2 separate regions of the Homo sapiens genome follow, and region 1 is linked to region 2. A link is a contact called in ENCODE Hi-C data. All regions are on one chromosome and are shown on one strand. The core of a region is the stretch at or near the end of the contact, and the rest is flanking DNA. Distances in the headings are between cores, read along the strand shown. Region 1 has its middle 76 kb from the start of DLEU7-AS1. Region 2 has its middle 130 kb from the start of DLEU7-AS1.

What was found. Hi-C counts contacts between places; a loop is a spot of excess contacts on that map.
Region 1: a map of mammary epithelial cell shows a loop between it and region 2 (5-fold over the local background). The contact joins two enhancer-like sites. A Hi-C loop is called at or near these places in 3 of 168 maps with a recorded cell type or tissue (cardiac septum, gastrocnemius medialis and mammary epithelial cell).

Annotation. Positions count from the first base shown.
Region 1 is chr13:50,730,156-50,734,275 of GRCh38, forward strand. It overlaps a transcript of DLEU7 not described here. Among named protein-coding and RNA genes, the nearest start is that of DLEU7-AS1, 76 kb to the right of the region's middle. RefSeq lists an enhancer at 1,332-1,531. Within about 2 kb of position 1,401, at least 2 of the 41 ENCODE cell types and tissues checked have a DNase peak (open chromatin) inside an H3K27ac peak, as active enhancers do; they include mammary epithelial cell, where a contact is called at or near this core.
Region 2 is chr13:50,676,362-50,680,521 of GRCh38, forward strand. No RefSeq gene overlaps it. Among named protein-coding and RNA genes, the nearest start is that of DLEU7-AS1, 130 kb to the right of the region's middle. Within about 2 kb of position 2,215, at least 5 of the 41 ENCODE cell types and tissues checked have a DNase peak (open chromatin) inside an H3K27ac peak, as active enhancers do; they include mammary epithelial cell, where a contact is called at or near this core.

The DNA.
Region 1 (4,120 bases), core at 151-2,650, 53 kb after region 2:
AGGAGGCAGAGGAGGGGTTGGTCTTGCTGTCTCGGGGTGGCAGAGCTGGAAGAGGTGGAAGGGGAGGCAGCACACTCAGTGTAACTTTTACTGAAAAAAATCTGCAAGTAAGCAGATCTGAGCAACTCAAACCCATGTTGTTCAAGGGTCAACCATGTAAGCAGAATGGTTGTGGTAGAGCAGAGGAAAGGTAAGAGAAAGAGTATTTAAAACAATGAGAGCAATATATTTCCCTCATTGCTTATCACTTGCAATTAGAAAAGCCCAGCAGATTGATTTGGTTAAATATTTTGAGTAAGTTTAAGAATTTTTCTTTCAAATTCAAGAGTTTGTCTGGGCAGATAGTAGAAAAAATATAAGATAAGTGAACTCAGAGAGCAGTGCTTCCTCTAGATTCTGCTGAGGGGTCTCCATCCTGGTGAATATTTCCTTGAACATAGAAGTAAAAATACTTTCCAGGGAATCTCCTGGTTTTTAAATCAGAGTGTGGCATGCAACTGGAATTTCTGTGGTTGTGTTTCAGGCAGGCAGAAAAGGCATTTTACAACTTCAAATCTGTGGGCAATTCACTCAATGGCTGCATCCCAAAATTCTGCATCCCAAGATTACCAAAATTCTGTTGGTTATCTTTGAGAGAATTAGATAAAAAAAGATGGAGCAAATGAAGGTGTGTGTGTTTGTGTGTGGGTGTGAGGTAGGAGAATAAATAGAGTCTGGAGACAGGGAATCCATGGCTGATTCACTGACTTCCTAGAACTTAATCAAAAGGAAAACCCCACCTCTCCACACCCACATAACAAAAGGATCAGAGGCTACTCCTTTTACACTGCATAGCCGATGAAAAATGGAAAGTACCCCTGATTGGTCCCCTCCTGCAACCAATCAGACAGGTCGTGGCCCAAGTCTTCATGTCTAACTTTGTAACTTCACTTCAGCCTCTGATTGGTCACCTCCTGTGACCAGAGTGGTCGTCGGCCAAGTCTTCATTTATGGAGAGTGTAACCAAGTAACCAATGGGAAACCTGTAGTGGGTATTTAAACCCCAGAAAATTCTGTAACCAGTGCTCTTGAGTGGAGTGTACTTTCATTTCAATAAATCTGTGCTTTCATTGCTTCATTCTTTCATTGCTTTGCTTGTGCATTTTGTCCAATTCTTGGTTCAAAATGCCAAAAACCTGGACAACTTGTAGTCAAGGCCCTCCACTGGCAACATGTATATGTGTTTTTGAGGTGGTAGGTAGCTGAGATTGAAGATGAGTGGATTTATGAATTGAATAACAATAAATATCCTACTTAAAAATGTTAAAAGTTGGAAATCATCTCTTATTGTGATAACATATTTCTCCTCCCTGGGAATCTGTTGGACAGATTGGAGCTGGCAGGGTAGGGCCTGTATTGTTGAAGTTGCCATGGCTACTGCAGGAAGTGAGCTTTCTTCTAAAAACCTCACTGGCCCAAGAACAAGCCCAGGCAAGTCTACAATTCAATGACTTAGAAGTATTTTCTTATTCTAAAATGTTGCACTGATAATTGCTAAGAAGTATAAACAAAGGAAAGGGAGGCTGTTTGTCTTTGTCTTTCTTCCTAATTAGTCCCTTTCCTTACATTTTCCTTAATTATCTACACACCTGAATACAAGTCCCTCCCAATTACAAAGCCAATGCCTATTTTTTGAAACAGAAAATTTTAAAAACATTTTTTGCCAATTTGAACATATAAATATTTAAGCCTCTAAGTGAAATCGTTAAAAATCTACTTATAATATTCCATTTATTAATCTACACATATGTATATTAATTGCATAAAACTGAAAAGAAAATTATATACACTCATACTTTGCAATATTGCTTTATTCTACTCTGATATTTCATGAAACAATCTGTTCACATGTGTCGTGTGCATCTTGGCTGTCAGCAACTTTGCCATCACTGGAAACCCTTTCTGATTTTTTAAAACAGTTTTCCAAAACTATCTTCTCTGCCACCCACGTTTCTATAACACAGCAATTTTTAAATACAGATGTAATACTATCACAGAAAATTTTATCCCAGACCACAAGTATCCATTTCTACAAGCTAGGACAGGTTTTCTTTTTATAATTCATCATCCATGTTTTAGTGATCTCCATCACGTCTCACTTACTGTATTGCTTTTTAAAAAAAGCTCATGTTCGAGCTGGGCATGGTGGCTCACGCCTGTAATCCCAGCACTTTGGGAGGCTGAGGTGGGCTAATCATGAGGTCAGGAGCTCGAGACCAGCCTGGCCAACATGGTGAAACCCCATGTCTAATAAAAATACAAAAAATTAGGTAGGCATGGTGGCAGGCACCTGTAATGCCAGCTACTCAGGTCGAGGCAGGAGAATCACTTGAATCCAGGAGGTGGAGGTTGCAGTGAGCCGAGATCGAGCCACTGCACTCCAGCCCAGGCAACAGTATGAGACTCCATCTCAAAAAAAAAAAAAAAAAAAAGCTTATGTGCTTATGTTCAATGGTATGCAAGACTTGAAAGAATGAGTTAAACTCCCAAAGGAAAAATGATCACACTATGTTAAATTTCTTTGAGTCCTTTTTTTAAAATTCAAAATGAATTCTATTAGATGACCTAACAAAATAGCAGTAGTAACAACAACTAACACTTCCCAAGCCTTTGTCATCTGCCAAACACTGTTGAAACACAGTATGCATAGTAACTTATGTAAGGGCCTCTTTCTCAAGAGTGCTTCCAGAGTGTGGCAGAGGAGGCTCCCTGAGCAGATATGGCTGTGGACCAGAAAAAACATCACTCACTGTGATGTCCTGAGGGCATCAGATGGTTTCTACTTGTGTGTGCCTTACTGCTGCTTAATCTGCTGGTTATCAAACGCACACGCATGTATGCGCACTCACACACACACAGTTGACTACCTTTTCTTTTTGTCAGAGGGAAATAGAAGATCTCAACAGCATGCCATTGTTTTAGATAAGTGGTTCTCAGCACTTGTCTGCATATTAGAACCATCTGAGAAAGCGTTTTAAAAACAGTGATGATGCTCAAGCCTCAACCCAGAGCAAATACATCAGAATTTATGTCTGGTGGAGCCAGAGCATCAATGGATTTGAAAGCTCCTCAGGTGATTCTCATTTTTAACCAGCCTGAGAACCAATGTTTTAGATTATTGCACACAAACCAAATGTCCTCATATTTCTCCCTAGATGAATTGAATGTCCTGCACCTACTAGGAAGTTTAGAATTACTATCCATACTCTTTCAGTATTCAGCAGCTTTTCAAAAATTCTGCTTAGAGGAATGCCTGGTGGATTCACGGATCTTACCTGTATGTTTAGAATACATCCAAGTTCTTCTGGACTCATAACACCACCCAGAGACTGATGCAAGGGATCTATCTCCCCACCAGCTTCTCCCCACTCGTTAAGGGGGGCACCCAACTCCTCAACTCTGTCCCCTACCTGCCCACACCCACACACACACATTTCCTGTCTCATATCTCTCAATCTTTAGTTGATCACACTAGAGACATTCTCTTTCTGATCTAACAATTCTCCTTCCACAGTTTTTCCTTCTAATAAAGCCCACTTAACAAAATAATAATAGTAACTTCCGCTTTGACTGTTAAGTATCACACATTTACTAGGTAGGCATTTTATATAACTATCATTAAAGCCTCACAACAAACCTAGGATAGACTCATTTTGCAGATAAGGACACTAAAGGCCGTAGAGAAAATACAACCTCCTTAACATCACCTAAGTAGCAAGTAGCAAGTCTGGGATTCCGACTCTGATATATTGATTCCAATGCTGAAAGCTCCAAGCTGTATTACCGCACTCTCTGGCTTCATTGATGTGCAGTTTGTACAGTCACACAGGGTCCTGTGCTCAGAGGACATCAAACTTGATGTAATGCTGTCTGTCACTGTCTGGAAGTTCTGAATAATTTTTGAACAAGGAGTTCCACATTTTTCTTTTGCACTAGGCTCCGCAAATTAGGAGTCCTGCTCTTCTACTCCTGCCAGAAACAAATCAAGGCAAGTCACTCTATATCTTTTGAGAACCAAAAGTGTATTCAAATCTTGACCACTTAGAATAAAAGCAGTGAACTAAAGAAAAAACGTATGTTT
Region 2 (4,160 bases), core at 965-3,464:
GTATCAGCAGGAAAAGCAAAGAAGTTGTTACAAGAAGTTGCACAGGTGTTTTCTTTCTTTTCTTTTAATCAGCAAGAGCTGTAAGACAATGGGACAGATTTCCCCTGAAGGTAGTGAGTTTCCTGACTCTGGATGTGTCCGAGCAGAGCCTTATCTAGCAGGCATGTTGCTGAGTGGACTCTCATTTGGTGGAGGCAAAGGCTGGATGTCCTCTTCCAGCCTTGAGATTCCTTAAAGGTGTGATATCCCCTTTGCCCACCTGCATGTGACCCAGGGCTCAGTGTCTATCACTGCAGATGGCAGATCTCTTCCTCTTTCACACATTGCCCTTTGAGGGAACAAACATTAACAATTCTCACCACAGTGTGAATGCTTCAAAATTTTTTCTTCTGTGACAGTGGCAGTGACTCAGGGGAACTTGGCTGAGCTTCAGCTCACTCCTATCTCAGTCAACTCTTACAGATTAGTTGATAGTCTCAGTAAAGCCAGTATAGTTACTTGCTCAGCAGGCTGGTTTCAGGACAAGTTCTCTAGCTCTTACAAAACAGATTTCTGATATCTCCGATGGAATGTTGATTCAGCAGGTCTGGGGTAGAGTTGTAAAAGTGCTCCCAAGTGATTCTCATAGTCATGTTTGAGAACACTTTCCTAAGCTTTTCCTCAACCAAATCCCTAAAGATCCACTGGGAAGAATTATTTTGGCCTTATTTTATCAAGCTCGAATCAACAGGCACTATGCCCCATAAGGATGGCTAAATTTTTTCAATTCTTTCTACACAATGTTCACCTGGGATTTGAAACTAATGTACATGTTTCACTGGATGGTCATTGTTTGTTTGTACATCCTCCTTCCCTCCTGTCCCAGCCCCTACAATGCTCTAGCTCTGCCAGGGCCAGAGCTATGTCTTTCTTCTCGGCATTTCCTGCATCCAGCACAAAACTAGGCATAAACCAAGTGTTCAATATTTGAGGAAAGCAGAAGCGAAGATGGGAAGGCAGGATATGCTTGTCCAAAGGATCATGTCAGTTTCAACAAAGATTGCTTGAGTCCTGTGCAAAAAATGCAAGGGACAGAGCGGGTTGGGAGTGGTTCTGTACTTGTGCATGTGAAATGGGGACTGAGTGTTACTAATTTGTTTCTATGTCTCTCCAAAATCGTAAGGCCTCCCAGTGCTAAGAGTGCAATTCACCACTCTTGACTGTCCTCAACCTCTTCAGCATGTATTTGAGTGTTTATACCGCTCCTCATAAAGATAGCTGCTGCTATCCTGACTGCAGATTTTTCTAAAGTCATTCACTTGCACTTTTATTTTAGTAAAAACCATGAGTACCTTGAGATGAATACATTATGGAGACAACTGTCATCACGACCACATGTGGTATTATTTACTCATGTCAGTTTGAATGATTAATGTGGAAAAATGGCTGGGCAGCTAATATGATTGAGGGCTGGATAGGACAATGTCTGTGTGATTTCAAACAATGCCCATACTGTGCGTGGCGAGTCGCAGAAACATGAATAGCTGGCACTACTCCCTCCTCTCTCTGCCGACTCCCTTTCTTGGCTGGATTCTCCCTCAAACTCCCCACCCCCAGAGACTCCAATTTTCCATCTACAGCCAAGGAGGAGAAAGCAGGGACCCTTTAAACTTTAGCAGCCTGGGGGTTATGTGTGGTGTCAGCCATCTGGCTGATGTCATTGGTGACTCCTCAGCCAGCCAGAGGGCAGAGGAGACTCACGAGGCCTTGAAAGAGAATCCAGGATTGTTGGCTGGTCTTTGCTTCCTTTAATGAGTGGCTACATAGACAATGTCATAAACCAAATGACGGTTTATTCTTCAGAGAAGCATCGTTGCAGTGGAAGAGTTTGGATGAGAACAAGGCGCTACAAATCAATCAGGGATTTGTTCTGTAGGCCTGTCAGGTCTATAAATAGCTAGACTCCTGCTTACCAAGTAGTGGATGGATGTACATCTCCAGGTAATAAGAATTTTCTGTGTTCTTTTTCTTGTGGCAAGCCTGAGAGACCACAGGATGAAAGCTTTTCTCAGCCTCCATTGTCACTGCTACCCCTGCGATTGTTAGTTGCCTCCCTTTGACTGAGATGTTGGGGTGGAGAGCTTGCTAGATCCATGCTAAATGCCTTGAATGTGTTGCCTCATTTAAACATCAAAGTTGATGAAAAAACTGAGGTTCAGGGGGTTGAAATAACCAGTTTGAGGTCACACTGTGGTGAGTGACCCAGTGGAACTGGAATCCAGGGCTGTCTGGCCCTAGAACCTGAGCTGGTCACACATCCGCCTTGTGTGTCATCAGCTTTAATCCCTTTCTTTTGGCTTTGTGGTGTGTGTGGGAGGAAGGGCTCACTGTTAAGAGAGGAAAGTAGAGGGAGTGACAGAGGACACCCCCCTTCAGGCTGCCTACTACAGAGTGACCCCCAGGCCCGGGGGTGGGAGGGATGGTGGGCAGGCAGGCTAACAAACGAAAGAGACAGTGAAAGAGACTGTGGCTTTTTCCTTCTGGGTTACAAATCATGGTGCCAATCTCAGCAATTTTGGTTGGGGAGGGTTCTTTTCCGTGACGTCACTTCAGCTTCGAGGCACAAGTTGGCTAGTGCATAAGATACAATGAGAGATTCAGCCAACATGGAAAACTGTGAATGTCTCCTAGAAGTGTTACTGCTTTGATCCTTGTGAAGAAGTTCCCTCACCTTTTAAGAGGGTCCTCATGCCAATGTGGGGCACTTGGGGCTCACATTTGGCCATGGCTATGCTGCCCTTGGGGTCCTTAGTCCTTGGTTCAGATGGCTGTCAGGCTTTTCCCGACTCCTATGGAATAACCCTGTGCACAACACTTGAGGACATGATGACAAGTTTTCTGCAGAGTGCTGACACCACCAGCCCCTTGTGTGTGGTCTGCGATATGGTGTCAGACAAGACCTGAAATCAGATTGAGCAGCTTGTTTTCTTACAACATGGAAAAGCTGTCTTTCACACCAGTAGACACCAAGAAACAAAAAGCAAGACTATGATCCTGTCTGAGAAATTTGTAAAAATGTTCAAGCAGGGGTGTTAAAGAAAACCAGAATGGAGTGACAATGTGGGATCTAAACATTTGACCTGTGACACTAACTTTTATTTTTTTCATTCCTATTATTTTGGAGTTGCTCATTTTTGAAATTCCTGTCTCCTTCCTGTTCTGATTTTTGATCCAGCATTAGTCATTTTGACCCATAATAATCTCACACCACATTGCATCAGTATTTTCCTATCTTTATTCTACTTTGGGGATGGGGCAGGAATCCATGTATACCTTATAAAAGAAAAATGATTTTGTAATTATTTCTTTTCACTAAAATGTTCTGGCTAGAACTACCTGATTTGACCTCCATTCTTTTTGATGTCACCTGACTTGAAGACAGCCCCAGGGACAGGCACCAGATAGTAAGGGATGGAGGCATAAATGGCCACTGGAACTCCACAGTACCAGTCAGAGCATCAATTGAGCCAGCATCCCAGGCTCTTTACTCTCGATAAAATTTTAGACGAAATGTTAACTAGTAATGTGACCACATCTATGAATGCCAGTGATCTATTTGGATTGGATAGTAGGACTTGTTTCAAACTGTGCTACAGCATCTTCTACCCATGATTTGAATGTGGTGTTTTTCAAAAAATGTCATTGCAGGAGACATTTAGAGTGCTAATAAAAATGCAGATTCCTGGTCCCTACTCTAAACCTACTCAATATGACCCTCTGCAGATGGGCCCAGGGATATGTATTTTTTTAAAAGCCCTGAAAGTGATTCTTGGGCATACTGAAGTAAAAAACTACTGGTTTAGACTTAAGGTGACTTAAGCAACACTTTTGTAGTTCTGCATAGTCAACATTAGTGATTAGGAAAGGTTCAGATGTCCTGAGAACTGGCATTCATCTACTCATTCATTTTGCAAATCTTTATTGAATACTTTCTGATATTCAGTCTTGAAAGGAGAAGACAAGTGTGTGTCTAGGATAGTGGTTCTCAAACTTGTGTATACGTCAGCATCGTGGGGAGCTTTATAAGAATAAATAGTCTCTCTCTAAAACAAACAAATACAACTCCCTCTCTCTCTCTCTCTCTCTCTCTCTCTCTCTCTCTCACACACACACACACACAC